Linked DNA regions of Homo sapiens: regions 2 and 3 are each linked to region 1. A link is a contact called in ENCODE Hi-C or POLR2A ChIA-PET data. All regions are on one chromosome and are shown on one strand. The core of a region is the stretch at or near the end of the contact, and the rest is flanking DNA. Distances in the headings are between cores, read along the strand shown. Region 1 holds the start of MYEOV (myeloma overexpressed). Region 2 holds the start of CTTN (cortactin). Region 3 holds the start of C11orf24 (chromosome 11 open reading frame 24).

Evidence for each region. Hi-C counts contacts between places; a loop is a spot of excess contacts on that map. ChIA-PET counts read pairs that join two places held with the same protein, here RNA polymerase II (POLR2A). Pooled maps may share reads with other maps.
Region 2: a map of HepG2 shows a loop between it and region 1 (18-fold over the local background). The contact joins the promoter of CTTN here to the promoter of MYEOV in region 1. A Hi-C loop is called at or near these places in 1 of 168 maps with a recorded cell type or tissue (HepG2), 4 of 37 single-sample maps with no recorded cell type and 5 of 50 pooled maps.
Region 3: a map with no recorded cell type shows a loop between it and region 1 (14-fold over the local background). The contact joins the promoter of C11orf24 here to the promoter of MYEOV in region 1. A Hi-C loop is called at or near these places in 5 of 37 single-sample maps with no recorded cell type and 7 of 50 pooled maps. POLR2A ChIA-PET finds 5 or more read pairs at or near these places in 1 of 52 experiments (H1).

Annotation. Positions count from the first base shown.
Region 1 is chr11:69,290,658-69,295,404 of GRCh38, forward strand. MYEOV (myeloma overexpressed) reads left to right here and starts at 3,498. Exons shown (of 3, transcript NM_001293291.2): 1 at 3,498-3,919; 2 at 4,576-4,747. The coding sequence starts at 4,698. RefSeq lists an enhancer at 2,069-2,620.
Region 2 is chr11:70,396,594-70,401,340 of GRCh38, forward strand. CTTN (cortactin) reads left to right here and starts at 1,936. Exons shown (of 18, transcript NM_005231.4): 1 at 1,936-2,021. It overlaps CTTN-DT (CTTN divergent transcript), which reads right to left and starts at 1,869. Exons shown (of 3, transcript NR_186321.1): 1 at 1,505-1,869. RefSeq lists silencers at 266-454, 1,552-1,601, 1,702-2,211, 2,793-2,862 and enhancers at 1,232-1,301, 4,150-4,444.
Region 3 is chr11:68,269,373-68,274,119 of GRCh38, forward strand. C11orf24 (chromosome 11 open reading frame 24) reads right to left here and starts at 2,601. Exons shown (of 4, transcript NM_022338.4): 1 at 2,485-2,601. It overlaps LOC105369363 (a long non-coding RNA gene), which reads left to right and starts at 2,730. Exons shown (of 3, transcript XR_950248.3): 1 at 2,730-2,804. RefSeq lists silencers at 2,399-2,798, 4,678-4,737 and an enhancer at 2,710-3,564.

The DNA.
Region 1 (4,747 bases), core at 2,248-4,747:
TGGGCAATAGATGATGCAGCTGTGCATGGTTTTTTAGAACAACCCAGGCTTCTGTTTTGTTTGAAGTAGGGTGGGACCAATGAAAAGCATGTTTTTAGGCTCAAACACATCTGAGTCCACATCAGGAATCTTTCAGAGTCCAACTGTGGCCAGCGAGGCCCTGAGTACTGGACAGGAGACATGCCTTGTGCTGACCAGTGCCCACATGCTGGTGGCTGCAACCTGGGCTGGCTGCTCACCAGTTGCTCACAGGCAGAAGGGTCAGGGCCAAGCCTGATCCCTCAGAGCAGGAGAGTTGGGCATGGAGTTGTGGCAGGTGGAACATCATATGCCCACGCCATTGGAGCTGTGGTCCCTCCTTGGCAGTGCTCTGAGGGAAACTGGCATCCCTGTGCCCCTCCCTTTAGAGTCTTTGGCTTCCTCATTGTGTCTTACTGCGAAAGAGCAGTCAGACTGATATGGATGATGGGAGGAGCTGCCCTTTGGCTCAGAGGAGGAGTGTCAGAGAAGGGGTCACAAAGACAGCTCTGTAGGCTGAGCCAAAAGCAGTATAGGGTAATGTTAGGAGCAGGTCTTGGTGCAACTGCCTGGGTGCCCCTAGGTTCCACTGCTAACTTGCTATGTGACTGAGCCACTGTACACTTTAGTTTCCTCCTCTGTAAAATGGGGATAACAGTAGTCCTAGCCATAAAGTTGTCATGAGGATTAAATGAAATAGTGTGGGAAAACTACTGACATGTGGTGCATGTTCAGTACAAGTTATCCTCACCATTATCATCATCACCACCATCATCATCATCATCACCAGCATCATCATCATTACCGTCATCACCATTACCATCATCACCATCATCATCATTACCATCATCACCATCATCACCATCACCATCACCATCATTATCACCACCATCATCACCATCACCATCATCATCACCACCATCATCACCATCATCACCAACATTATCATCAGACCACCATCATCACCATCATTACCACCACCATCATCATCATTATCATCTTCACCATCATGATCACCATCATCATAACCACCATCATCACCATCATCACCACCACCATCATCACCATTATCATCCTCACCATGTTCACCATCATCATCATCACTATCACCACCACCACCATCATCACCATTATCATCCTCACCATCATCACCACCATCATCACCACTTTCATCACCATCACCGTCATCACCATCATTATCACCACCATCATCACCATCACCGTCATCACCATCATCACCACCATCATCATCACCATTATCATCCTTACCATCATCACCATCACCATCACCACCATCATCACCATTATCATCACCATCATCAACGCCATCATTATCACCATCATCACTATCATCACCATCACCATCACCATCACCAACTCATCATGATTTAACAGGTGGGCTGGCAATCTGAATGTTGAAGACAGAGGGAGAAAATCAACCTGGGGCAGTCAGATTTCTACAGTCCTCCCCAGCAGGACCCAGGTGGGCTACTGGGAGTCCCAGAAGCAGATATCAGCCCAAAAGATGAGCTTTGATAATTAGAGTGAGGCTATGGTGAGACTGAGTGACACTGCGGGGTGCCAAAATAATCTAGGGTTGTTGGAATGCTGACAGCAGACAAAAGTAAGATAAGGTATCTCCTGACACCACCTCCTTCCATCTGCTCTCAGACGGGGCTCTTTGGAGAGGATCTGCCAGGAAGAACTGAGGTCTTATGCCACCTCCACCTCTACGTAACCTCAAACAGGCGTCATCTTGTCTCCTGGCCTCAGTTTCCTCATCTGTAAAACGGGGACACATCAGGATCTGCCCTCAGCAAGTTGCTGAGTGCCTGCCCTGAGCAGCCGGTAGGTGGCGCTGATGGGCTGGTGGTTGGGTTGGGGGAGGCTCGCATAGGGTCTCTGGAGGTCCCAGTAGGGCACTGGGGAGACCTCCCCTGATTCCCTGGAGGCAGAGCAGAGCTCTTGTCTTTGCAGGAGCTGCAGATTCTGCCTTGGGTATCTTAGAAGCTTTGTACAGGCATCTCCAGCTCAGTGGGAACCAAATGCCATCCTATCTCCCCACCTCACTGGTGTCACCATCTTCCTGGGAGCTGTCTGGATAACCCTCTCCCTGGCCCTCACCTTTAATTTGTCCCTGAGTCCCATCAGGGTCACCCTCCATCCCACTGCCATCTTCCTGGGAGCTGTCTGGATAACCCTCTCCCTGGCCCTCACCTTTAATTTGTCCCTGAGTCCTATCAATCAGGGTCACCCTCCATCCCACCACCATCTCCCACCTGAGTGAGAATGGGAACCTCCTCTCCCACTCCCTCCAATTCCCCTCCACTACAGCTGGGGGAGGCTTCTAAAATGCCAAATATAGCCCAGTTTCTGCAACTTGCAGGGTCCCCAGCCCTCGGGAGAAAGTCCAAACCCCTGACAAAGCCTGTGAAGCCCCCTGAGGCCCTGTGGGTCTGGGGCTAGCTCTGGGCTGCAGCCCTGTCTCTGGTCATAGTCCAGCATCCACCACGGTCCAGGTGCACTGAGCTGCCGGCCCTCTCTCCCCTCCGCTGGCTCCTTCCTCCTGACTGCCCGTCTTTCCCTGGCCTCTCTATGCTTCCCGCTGGCATTGACGACAGTGTCCTGGAGAGCTGGGCAGGGAGGGCTGCCTTGGGTTCCTACTGTGTGCTCCACCTAGTGCTGGTCTTGGCCCTTAGCAAGTGCTCAGTACACCCGTGTGGAATTGGGCGGTGAGGGTAAAGGGAGGAGGAGGGAAGGGCCAAGAGCTCCCTGTGCTCAATGAAGAGAGGGACTTGAGCAAGTACTCATTTTTAGTACTTCCCAAGATGTGTACAAGAGGCCTGGGGCCAGCAGAACTCCTTGCCCCTGCCCATCCCCCTCCAGTCTATGGGGTCCACCCCCAGCTGCCCAGCTGTGAGGCCTCCATGGCTCAGCTCCTCATCTATTAAGTGAGGACAGCAGTCGTCCCCCTCACAGCGAGGCCACGTGGGTTACATAACTTTTTCTTAGGGTGCCTGGCCTGCAAGAAACCCCTAAGAATGTTCTATATTCCTAGGCCCACTGTTATTCTTAATATTACCCAGGAAAGGGTGGTGAAGCGAGTAAATAAATGAATAGGTGAATGAATAAATGAATGAATGAATGGCACCCTAGCCCCACTGTCTTCTGGGTGGCTTCAGGATCCTTGAGGAGGTTGGCCGTGTAGGTTCCCCTCAGGTAGGACCTAGGTGAGCTGGGGAGTCTTAACTCACCCAGGGCAGGCCTTAAGGTTGGGCACACCCATGTGTGGGCTCTGCCCTGGCCTTAACCGAGAGAGGGAAATGTTGACGGGGAAGAAAGCCCTGCCCACCAGGCAGCCCCACCCACCTGGGCTAGCCCCACTCACAAGCAGCCCCACCCACCTGGGTTAGTCCCACCCACCAGGCAGCTCCGCCTACCTTGGCTATCCCCCTCTGAGTTCTTGCCTTGATTCTCCTGTTACTGTCCCGCGAACCCACATCCCTACAAAGCAGGAAAGTATGCTTGGGAGAGGCCAAGTGAGTGGGGAATCAGCCCAAAGCCAGGCGTCCAGGGTCTCCCTCACCTGAAGCTGACTTTTTCCCCACCTTGGACAGAGGGCGGGAGATGCCATCCCCACTGAACCCAGTGCTTTCACCAGCCATATTAGCTCCCACTCACCCCCCGTCGTGGAAGCCTCGGCCGTCACACCTGCAGGGCCGGGGCGTGCATGGCCTCAGGGATGGCCTGTTCAGCTGCTGGGTGACTCGGGTCCAGGTGCCTCACCACCTGCTGAGCTCTGTGTGATTTCTGGACACTTCTGCTCGTTGCCTTTGGGCTCAGTGAAGAGTCTGGAGTTTATCTGGAGTGAGGTGGCCGGTTCTTGGTGGGATCTGAGCAGGTAAGAAGCAGGGTCTTTCTTATGTTTTAAGGAAAGCCCTGTGGCTGCTGGGTGGGGGACCAGCTGGAGGGGCAGGAGGGCAGCAGGTGACTCATTACAAGGCTGGGGCCATCATCCTGTGAGAGCTGGGCATGACCAGTGCAGGTCAGTGGGGTTGAGGGTACAGACCAGTGGGACCCACAGACGGCTCGGGAGTGACCAAGCCTCTGCTGAGCTGCCCAGGTCCCCTCTGGTGGACACCTCCTACCCGGAGCCCCCCAAGGTGGTGCCAAAGCTAGACCACCATACAGCCAGAGGCCTCCAGGCCCTACCCACGACAGCCCAGCTGGCTTCTGCCCAGCCACCGTCACACACAGAGGGCAGCCGTCCCCATGGTCCCTAGAGGCGGTTGAGGACCACTGTGCCTGGAGTCATCTGTGGCTATAAACCAGGAGGAGAAGGCTGCCCACCCCCTGCCCCAGAGATGGGGAGGCTGGGGCCACCCGGTGGATTTGGGCAGGTCCCAGCTTCCAGGATCATGAGGTGAAAACGTGAAGGGACCCTAGAGGCCATGGGGACCCAGGCACAGAGCGGCGGCCTCTCATCCTCCCCATGGTCAAGGAGGTCAGTGCCTTCCCGGGGTGGATTACGGATGGTAGTATCTTCCTTCTCCTCAGAGTCCATTCAGGAGCAGGAAAGTTCATCTCAGACCCTAAATCCAGCCACGTCATGCCACGCTTAACACCTCTAACAACTTCCCCTGGCACTTAGGACAGCGTCTGGCTCCTTCCCTCGGCTCATGGCCCTCAGAATCTGCGTCACATACACCCCAGCTCTCCCGATAGGTCT
Region 2 (4,747 bases), core at 686-3,185, 1.1 Mb after region 1:
TTGATTGCACCACTGCACTCCAGCCCCTGTCTCTAAAGATTAAACAAACAAACAAAAAAAAACAGTCAGCAATGTAAAAAAAAAAATTTTTTTTTTCAGAGATGGGGTCTATATTGCCCAGGCTGGTCTTGAACTCCTGGGCTCAAGCAATCCTCTGGCCTTGCCGCTCAAAGTGCTGGTATTACAAGCCTGGCCAACAATCCTTGTGCACAGAAAATGCAAATTAGCTGTGTCCAGTTAAATGCAATTGACCTTTGCACTAGAGATAGAGCAGTTTTTGCAAATTCATTTCAGCATTCGTCTTCCGTTTTTTTTTTTTTTGACACAGGGTTTCTGTTGCCCGTGCCGGAGCGGTCCTTTTGCCTCAGCCTCCAGAATAGCTGGGACCACAGGTAAACGTCACCATGCCTGGCTAATTTTTTTCTTAAAAAAAATTTTTTTTTTTTGGTAGAGACAGGGTCTTGCCATGCTGCCCAGGCTGGTCTCAAATTCCTGACCTCCAGCAATCCTCCTGCCTTGGCCTCCCAAAGTGTTGGGATTACAGGCGCGAGGCACTGCATCTGGCCAAATTCTTTAAACAATTTGTAACAACTTATGATGTATTCATTATCGAGTTAAATAAAATATTTGACGTGTTCATTTTATATGTGTATGAAGGTCATGATTTTACCTTTAAAAAAATGGTCAACACCTGACATTTCCTTCCGCCACCCGCACTTCCAATTCATCCTCACATCTGACAGTTTAGCTTTCTAAATGCCTCTTGCATCTATCCACTTCTCCCCATCTTACCTGCCACCAGCGGTCTGCCCGAATTGGCTACATTAGGCTCTACCTGGCCCTTCTCCCATCCATCTTCCACACAGCAGCCAGAGTGATCTCATTACAATTCAAACTTCATTATGTCTTATTTATTTATTTAGCGATGGCGGGCGGGGGCGAGGGTCTCACTATGCTGACCAGGCTGGTCTCGAACTCCTGGCCTTAGGCGATCCTCCCATGTCAGCCTCCCAAAGTGTTATGATTACAGGCGTGGGCCACTGCGCCTGGCCCAAACTTCATGATGTCTCTTATCAGCTTAACTTCCTCCGAGGACTTCCCGTGTCTCCCAGAATAAAGACCGAGGTCTTCGCTGTGCTCTATCGGCCTCTGCATGACCTGGCCCCTCTCACACCACAGCTCCGCTGCACCACTAGCCCTCTACCATGCTGAGCTGAGCCTCCTCCAGTTCCCCTGCTGCAAGACCGTTCCTGCCTTGGGACCTCTGTTGGCCCTGCTGTTGGAACCTGCTGTTGGCCTGCCTGGAAAATTCTTCCCTCCTTACCTTGTTTACTCTTATAGGGCCTTCACATCTTGGCTAACATGTGAATCGCCCAAAGAAACCTCTGGTCTCCCAGGGGTTCAGGTCCTACCGTCTCCCCAATACGATGTTATGAAACTCTCACTTCTTGGCATTTATCTCATTTCCCAGGTGAGTACCCATGTGGTTTAACGCTTGACTCACCTTCTAGGCTGCTATGTCCCTGTGGCCGGGGCTCGCGTCCCTGGCACGCATGTGGCCCTTTCTTGGAGGGGAGGTGCATGGTGAGCGGACGAGGACGGCTGAGGGCGCGCGCGGAGGGAGGATGGAGAGATGAAGAGGCTCCCCGCTCCCGGACTCAGGGCACGTGCGTCTCCTCGGCTGGCTTCCTTCCCCCGGCCCCGGGCAGCGCCGCGGATCCTGAGACCCCGCCGCGGGCTGTGTGCTGCTCAGCGCCCATCCTCTGCGCGCGCAACGCTACTTCCGGGCGAGCTCTGCAGACTCGCCACAGGCCGGGCTAGCGCTTAGCCAGCTGCGGGCGGACCCCCGGGACTCTTGCGGGCCAAGACGCGGGAGGAGGCGGGGCAGGGGGCGGGGTCGCGCGGGGACCCGGATGCGGCCCCGCCCCCGCCCTCGGAACCGGAAGTAGAGCCTGGTGCCTGGGAGCGGCTGGCGCGGCGGAATCCAGGGCCGACCCGGGCCGGACCGACCCCAGGCGGCGGTGAGCGAGCGCGGCGTCCGCCCGGGGTGCAGGCCGGGCTCTGCTTCTTCCCTCCTGTGGCGTCGCCTGGCCGCGAAAGGGGAAGGAAGCGGCGGCCGCAGCGGTCTCACCGCTCTTCCGCTTGCGGTTTCGGGGGCCGGGGCAGAGTGGCGAGGCTTTCCCGGCCTGGGGCGGGGCAGGGCGAGGGCCGGGGGTCCGCGAGGGCCACGAGGACGGGTCTGGGCCCAAGGAGGCCGGGCAGGGGGCAAGGGGGCACGGAGGGCTTGGGGCTGGGGTCCGCGGAGGAAGGTTAGAAAGGGGCCAAATTGGGGTATCAGCTCTGAGGGGAGGGTCCCTGGGCGCCGGGGGGCTCCAGGGCAGGAGAGGGGCCAGGCTGGGAGGGGTCTTGGGTCCGAGGGAATAGGAGAGGGGGATGGGCTCCGAGGGGGAGGGTATTAGGGCCCGAGGGAGAGGGGCTGGGCCTGTGGGGTTCGGGGGTCTGAGCGGAGGGGGCCGGGGTTCGAGGGGCCAAGGAAGGTGGGTGTGGGGGGTCTCAAGGAAAGGGCGAGGGGTCTGAGAGGGAGGTGTCTGGGTGCAGAGGGAAAGGGATGAGGTCCGAGGGGAGGAGATTGGGGTCTGACGGGAAGGGGTCCAGGCGCAGAGCTACTGGGATGGGGTCCGAGGGAAGGGAATTGGGGTTCGAGGGGAAGGGGTCGGGGCTCGGAGGAAAGGTATAGGGTCCGAGGGGAGGGGATTGGGGCTCCAGGGGAAGGGATCCAGGCGCAGGGAAAAGGGATGGGGTCCGCGGGGTCAAGGCGGTTGGGGTGCGCGACTTTGAGGGGCTCGCTGTGGGACGTGGCGGAGCAGCTGGGGATCCGCCCGGCCTGCACCTGAGCGGAGGTTTTGCAATCAGGTCAGTGGAGGCAGCGAGGCGCGGCTGCAGCTAGTCGTGAGGCTCTAAATTTGGAACCGTCCCTCCTTCGGGGTGTGTTTAAAATCACCAGAACGGTGCTTTGGGGCTTTCTGTTACGTTTCCATCACCTGGATAGTCTAAGGGATGCCTGATCCCTGAAGCTGGAAGGCCTTGGGTGAGAAGGGACAGGGCTTCCTCCCGCTGGAATCTGTGGACGTTTGGGGCCCCTTGGGGAGGAATTCATTTTCTGCTGAAGGAAGCTCCGGAGGCATCCGGTGAGCGCTCCCTGGAATCCCATGCGCTCCCTTTGGGCTCAGTGTTGACTTGGCTGCGCAGGCTCTGTCGGGGGGACTTCACCCACTAGGTCCTTCAGGCATGATCCAGCCCTCAAGCCCGGCCGGGCCCAAGGCCGTGGCGCAGGAGGGGCTGGCCGCCTGCCCCTGTCTCCATTCACGTGTTTGACCGTGTGGGTGAGTCACTGGCTCCAGAGCACTGAGTCAGTCCTGTTTCTCCTCTGGTTAGAGAAGTATTCGCCAGATACTCAAGGAACAAGGAAGAGTCTTTTAAGTGGGACTCAATAAAAAGTTGGGGAGGCAGGGTTGTTTTGATATTAGGTCCCCTAGAACTAGAAGCTAACCTTCTGCTATATCTTACTGAAAAGAAATTTCTTTTGACCTGGGGCAGGGGTGCGGTGGCTCACACCTGTAATCCCTGCACTTTGGGAGGTCAAGGTGAGAGGATCGTTTGAGGCCAGGAGTTCCAGACTAGCCTGGGCAACACAGGGAGACCTTGTGTCTACAAAAAAAGAAATTCGCTGGGCATGTTGGCTTGCACCTGTTGTCCTAGCTACTTGGGGCGCTGAGGCAGAGGATCTCAAGCCCAGGAGTTGGAGGCTGCATTGAGCTCGATCGCACCACTGTACTCCAGCCTGGGTGACAGAGCGAGACCCTGTCACCCAGGCTGGAGTGCAGAGGCTCTTCACAGGTGCCATCTAGCACACTGCAACCTTGAACTGCTGGCCTTAAGCGATCCTCCCACCTCAGCCTCCCAAGTAGCTGGGACTGCAGGCCCAGCTAAAGCTGACTTTTAATTGTAGCATTTTGATGGACTTGTTTTTAAAACACTTTTAAAATGACAGCACACATAATCGGCAATTCAGATCTTCAGTCTGTGCCACGCAGTAGGTGCTCAGAAAAGGTGTCCTGAGAGTGTGAATTGCTGTGAGCGCTGGTTGCTGCCTTGTGTTGCAGTATTCCCATGGCCTGGGCCAGCCAAGAGCAGGGGACTGTGCTCCAGGAGCAGGCTTGGCTTTCACTGTGGCCCAGGCCCACCCCATCTGCTCACGCACTGCTTTGAGTAAACGGAGTAAATGTTGGGGGCGGGGTTTCCCTTGAGTAAGTGTGGTGTAGGGAGTGTGCCTGTGATGGTGATTTTGGCTACGCAAGTGTCTGTTTCCTTTCTCCTCCTGCTCTGCCATAGATGCTGAGGCTAATGGAAAGCTGATGGTGGACGGATGGTTCTGTCCTGTCATTTAAAACATTCTTCTGCCAGGCTCGGTGGCTCACACCTGTAATCTCAGCACTTTGGGAGGCTAAGGGCAGGTGGATTGCTTGAGCCCAGGAGTTTCGAGATCAGCCTAGGCAACATGGGGAAACCCCATCTCTGTTAAAAATAGAAAAATTGGCCGGGTATGGTGGCTCACACCTGTAATCCCAGCACTTTGGGAGGCTGAGGTGGGCAGATCACGAGGTCAGGAGATTGACACCATCCTGGCTAACACAGTGAAACACCGTCTCTACTAAAAAAAAAAATACAAAAAATTAGCCGGGCGTGG
Region 3 (4,747 bases), core at 1,351-3,850, 1.0 Mb before region 1:
ACCGGCACAAATGCTTCTCTCATTGATGAATATTTAACGCGTACTCAGGAGATTACAGAAACAGCTCGTCACCTCTTATCATGGGAAGGTTATCAGTAGGTGGTGATATCAAGGACCACCATGGGCCTGCTCCCAACACAGATGCCCACGTGTGCACACACAGCCACACATACATGCACTTAGTCACACACGCTTGTGTGCGCACAGCTGCACATATGTCCATCTGCACATGCACACATGCCACCACACATGTGCACTCACACAGGCACACACATACACATGCAAAATCACACACACAAAGGTGAGGGCACACACACGGAGCAGGTCCACAAGGCTATATCAGGACACTCCACGGGTTTCTCAGGAAACTTCTGCTGGATACCATCACCACTTACTCCCTCCCAGCCGGTGGGGCTGGTGGTCACTCCCACAGAAACAGGAATTGGCCACTGTGTAGTCGAGAACAGGCCTTCATTGTCCTATGACTTCATCCCTCTGCTATGGTCCTGCCTCCACTTTCCAACAGAATATTCTAAATGTCAAGATCCCATGCGGGAACCTGTGGTCATCTATGTAAGTTGACTCATGATGGACAAACCATTAACAACATTTAAAATAACAGTTTCCCCTGCAAAGGCTTCAAGCCAAAATTAGGATGTGGGTCTCGGGACCCCACCAGTTATTCTCATTATTATGTGGTACAGGGAGACTGGGTAGATCAGGGTCTCAGACCATAATAGATGGGAAAAAAGAGACCCCAGGGGCAGGAGGGGAATGAGCGAGAGAGAATTAAGTTTGTATTAAGTTGGAGACCAGGGCAGATGGAAAGACGGAAGGTTAGGCTGGCACTGGGAGCTCCCTTCTTCAGGGGTCAGCTCCCCATAGGATCTGCAAGGAAGGTGCAACAGGATACTCCCTTGAGCCATGTGACACTCCATGACAAAGGCACCCCCAACTATGCCCCTGGGTGTCAACCTCCCTATCCTTTTCTGGTTCATGACCTCGAGATGCCTCCCAAGGCATCTTGTCTGAATTCTTGTGTTCCGAACCTTGGCTTGTTATATGTGGCGCACTTTATGCAAGTTACACAAAACTGGACTCCAGGCGTGGTGCTGCATGCCTGTAATCCCAGACACTCAGGAGGCTGAGGTGGGAGGATTACAAGCCCAGAAGTTTGAGTTCAGCCTGGGCAACATAGTGAGACCCCATCTCTTAAAAAAAAAAAAAAAGGGAAAGAAATAACTTAATTCTTTTTTTCTGGCATAGAGAGGTTCCAAAGACCAATCCTGAAGCTTGGTAAAGGACTACAGCTGTTACCCCCACATTCTATCAGGCTATTAAGACTCACTCAGCCGCAACATGGCCAGGCCCCCACACCAAGTTAGGCAAGCTACAGATACCAAGGAGTAGGAACTGCAAACACAAATACAGGGCAAACTGCAGGTACCTAATCCTGACACGTCACCTGGCTGAACTTTGGTAGCAGAAGCCCAAGGAACACAGACTTATGGCTTTGTGTATATAGACATTGTCCTGTAGTCCAAAGGATGTGACTCTGTGGCAGACGGGAACCTAGAACATTGGACATTTATTATATTACATTAACTACCTTGCTTGCTTCCAGGTTTCTGGAAGTTTTGGTAACACAGCTAAATACTAGGGCCTAGTTTTTGCTAAGAACGTGGGTAGCTCTGACATTCCTTTGTCCATTAGGCAGATCCACTGTATAAATGGAAACATCTGTATTTTAAAGATTTTCCTAGCTGATTTTATCGAAATGTTAGAGATTTTCCTGGGGCGAGGGATAGCTGCAAGTTATTACAGTCAGATTTCTAAGCACGATGATTATTTCTGGTGGCAAACCATGCGTGTGGAGGCCGATTCCTCCTATCAGCCTAACGATTAAGTCAACATGCTAAGCAGCCACACGGGGGCTACTAAGTGACTCGCACGGGGGAAGCAGGCAGGGAGACAGATGGGCAGGGGAGGGAATCTGGGGCAATGCACAACCTCCACCCAGGTAGAGAGAGGGTCTGGGGGATAGGTCTGTGTCACTCAAGTAAGAGCGACACTTCTTGGGGTCCAGTCCCGTCCTGGGCTTGCCCGGGAAAGACCCCAGGACAAATTCGGCCCCCTTCCAGAGTGTCCCCATTCTGCTCCCACAATGGGACAAGCCGGCCTCTTCTCCAGTCTGGGCCCCCTTCGGCCCTCCTCCCTCCTCCTGTCTCTTGGGCCCCCAGCCATGCTCGGCCCCCAGTTGACTTCTTCAGTACCTGCATTGCTCAGCGTCTTGCACTCTGTGCGTGCCCCATCCGCCGCTCCTCCTGTCCCGTTCCTCCTGCCTCTCTCAGCCCCACTCACTCTCCCACTGCCCCTCGTGCCCCCATCCAACCCTCCTCCTGCCCCCCAACCTCTGTCTCTCAGTCCCAAGCCAGTCAGGGAGCCCTGACAGCAGCTACCCGGACGGCAGTGCGAGCCCCTTACCCGGGCGCAGCAGGCCCCCGGCGGCCTGGTGGCCCTCGGACAGTAGGAAGGAGCCTGAGGCCCGGCGCGGGGACGTGGCCGGCAGCGCAACCCAGGCAGCTCCGGGCAGCGCGCCCTGCCCGGGCCCCGCCCAAACGCCGGAAATGACGTCACGGAGGGCGGGGCGGGCCTGCTGGCCGGGGCGAAGAGCGGCTGCGGCGGGGCCTGTGGCGAACGGAGGCGAGCCGGAAGTGGGGGGGTTGTCTGCTCTCAGGCCCCGCCTCCCCGGGGCCGGCTCGGGCCACTTCTTGCGCGCTGCCAGAAGGAGCTATTTTGAGCAGGTCTGTGGCGGAAGTGGGTGTTCCCGGGTCTCTGCTGCCCAGCTGTGCCCGCTGCCGTCTTGGGGTCCCGGGGTGCGCGGGTTGGGCTGGGTGAGCTCAGAGGCACCTTGTCGGCAGCCGAGCCTGAAGAGGCGACCTCGAAACGCCTCGTGAGACCTTTCGCGGGCACACGCCCTTCGCGTTCCTCCGCTTCCTCCCACGTTTCTTCAGCCCCTGGCGGGGCGCTGGGGTGCCCGGTAGTTAAGGGTGGGGTGGCAGCGAGCGTTTCTGTGCACCCGCAGCGTGCCACGCCCGTGCTAAGCACTTTGCCTATAGAGCCAGTGGCTTAATTCTGCAATAGCACAGTGAAGAACTTCGCCTCATTTTACAGACGTGGAAACAGGCTCATCAAGTGCTCTGTAATTGTAAAACCTGGGATAACAAAGGAGCAAAACGCAATTTAGAGGCAAGTGTGTGGGACTTGACTTTGGTTAGAAATAGGCTTTGCAGGCCAGGCGCGGTGGCTCTTGCCTGTAATCCTAGCACTTTGGGAGGCCGAGACGGGCGGATTATCTGAGCTCAGGAGTTCGAGACCAGCCTGGGCAACATGGTGAAACCCTGTGTCTACTAAAATACAAAAAATTAGCCGGGCGTGGTGGCGTGCGCCTGTAGTCCCAGCTACTCGGGAGGCTGAGGCAGGAGAATTGCTTGAACCTGGGAGGTGGAGGTTGAAGTGAGCAGAGATCGTGCCACTGCACTCCAGCCTGGGCGACAGAGCGAGACTCTGTCTCCAAAAAAAAAAAAGAAAGAAAGAAATAGGCTTTGCAAGTTAGTAGTTCTGTGACTGAATCCCAGTCTGTATAAGACCCTCAGGCATCCCCCGGTCCAAACCAAAACCTGTCTGCGAAGGATGATTTCACAGGAGCAAACCAAGACTTTATTTCCAGTTTTATAACCTGCCTTGGGGTCTTCGGCTAGGAAGCTAAGAGACACAGAAAGCTGAGATTGGGCAAAGACAGGATCTACCATCCACTCCGAGCTCTGGGAGCACCTGAAATGCGATTTGATGTCACCACCACCATCCCCAGTTCAACCACAGTTCATGTGTGGAATTTAACCTGCAAAGTTGGGTTTGCTGAGACCCAACGCCGGTTGGATCATGTGAAGATCAGATCCTTTCACTATGTATTTGCTTTAATTTTTCCAACTAGTTCGGATCTAACATGAAGTACAGTATTGAGGCTCACTCCAGAAGTGAAAATATACAATCGGCAGGCAGATTTTAGTTCTTTGCCTGCCCTTTTCAAAAATCAATGACTGGGCTGGGCGCGGTGGCTCACGCCTGTAATCCCAACATTTTGGGAGGCCAAGGCGGGCGGATCACCTGAGGTCAGGAGTTTGAGACCAGCCTGACCGATATGGTGAAACCCGTCTCTACTAAAAATATAAAAATTAGCCAGGCGTGGTGGCGTGTGCCTGTATTCCCAGCTACTCGGGAGTCTGAGACAGGAAAATTGCTTGAACTTGGGAGGGGGAGGCTTCAGTGAGCCGAGATCTCACCACTGCACTCCAGCCTGGGCGACAGAGCGAGACTCCTTCTAAAAAAAAAAAAAAAAAAAAAAAAAAAAATCAATGACTGTGACTCTGTTTTCATTTCCTCTTTGGCAACATAGGGACAATTTTTACTGCTGGGGCTGAAATTACAAACATAAGACACAGCCTCTCCTCTAGAGCAGCTGGGCAGCTAGACCTCCATCTGCTTGCTTTTTTTTTTTTTTTTTAGACACGGAGTCTTGCTCTGTCGCCCAGGCTGGAGTGCAGTGGCGCCATCTCGGCTCACTGTAAGCCCCGCCTCACGGGTTCACGCCGTTCTTCTGCCTCAGCCTCCCGAGTAGCTGGGACTACAGGCGCCCGCCACCACGCCCAGCTAATTTTTTGTATTTTTAGTAGAGACGGGGTTTCAC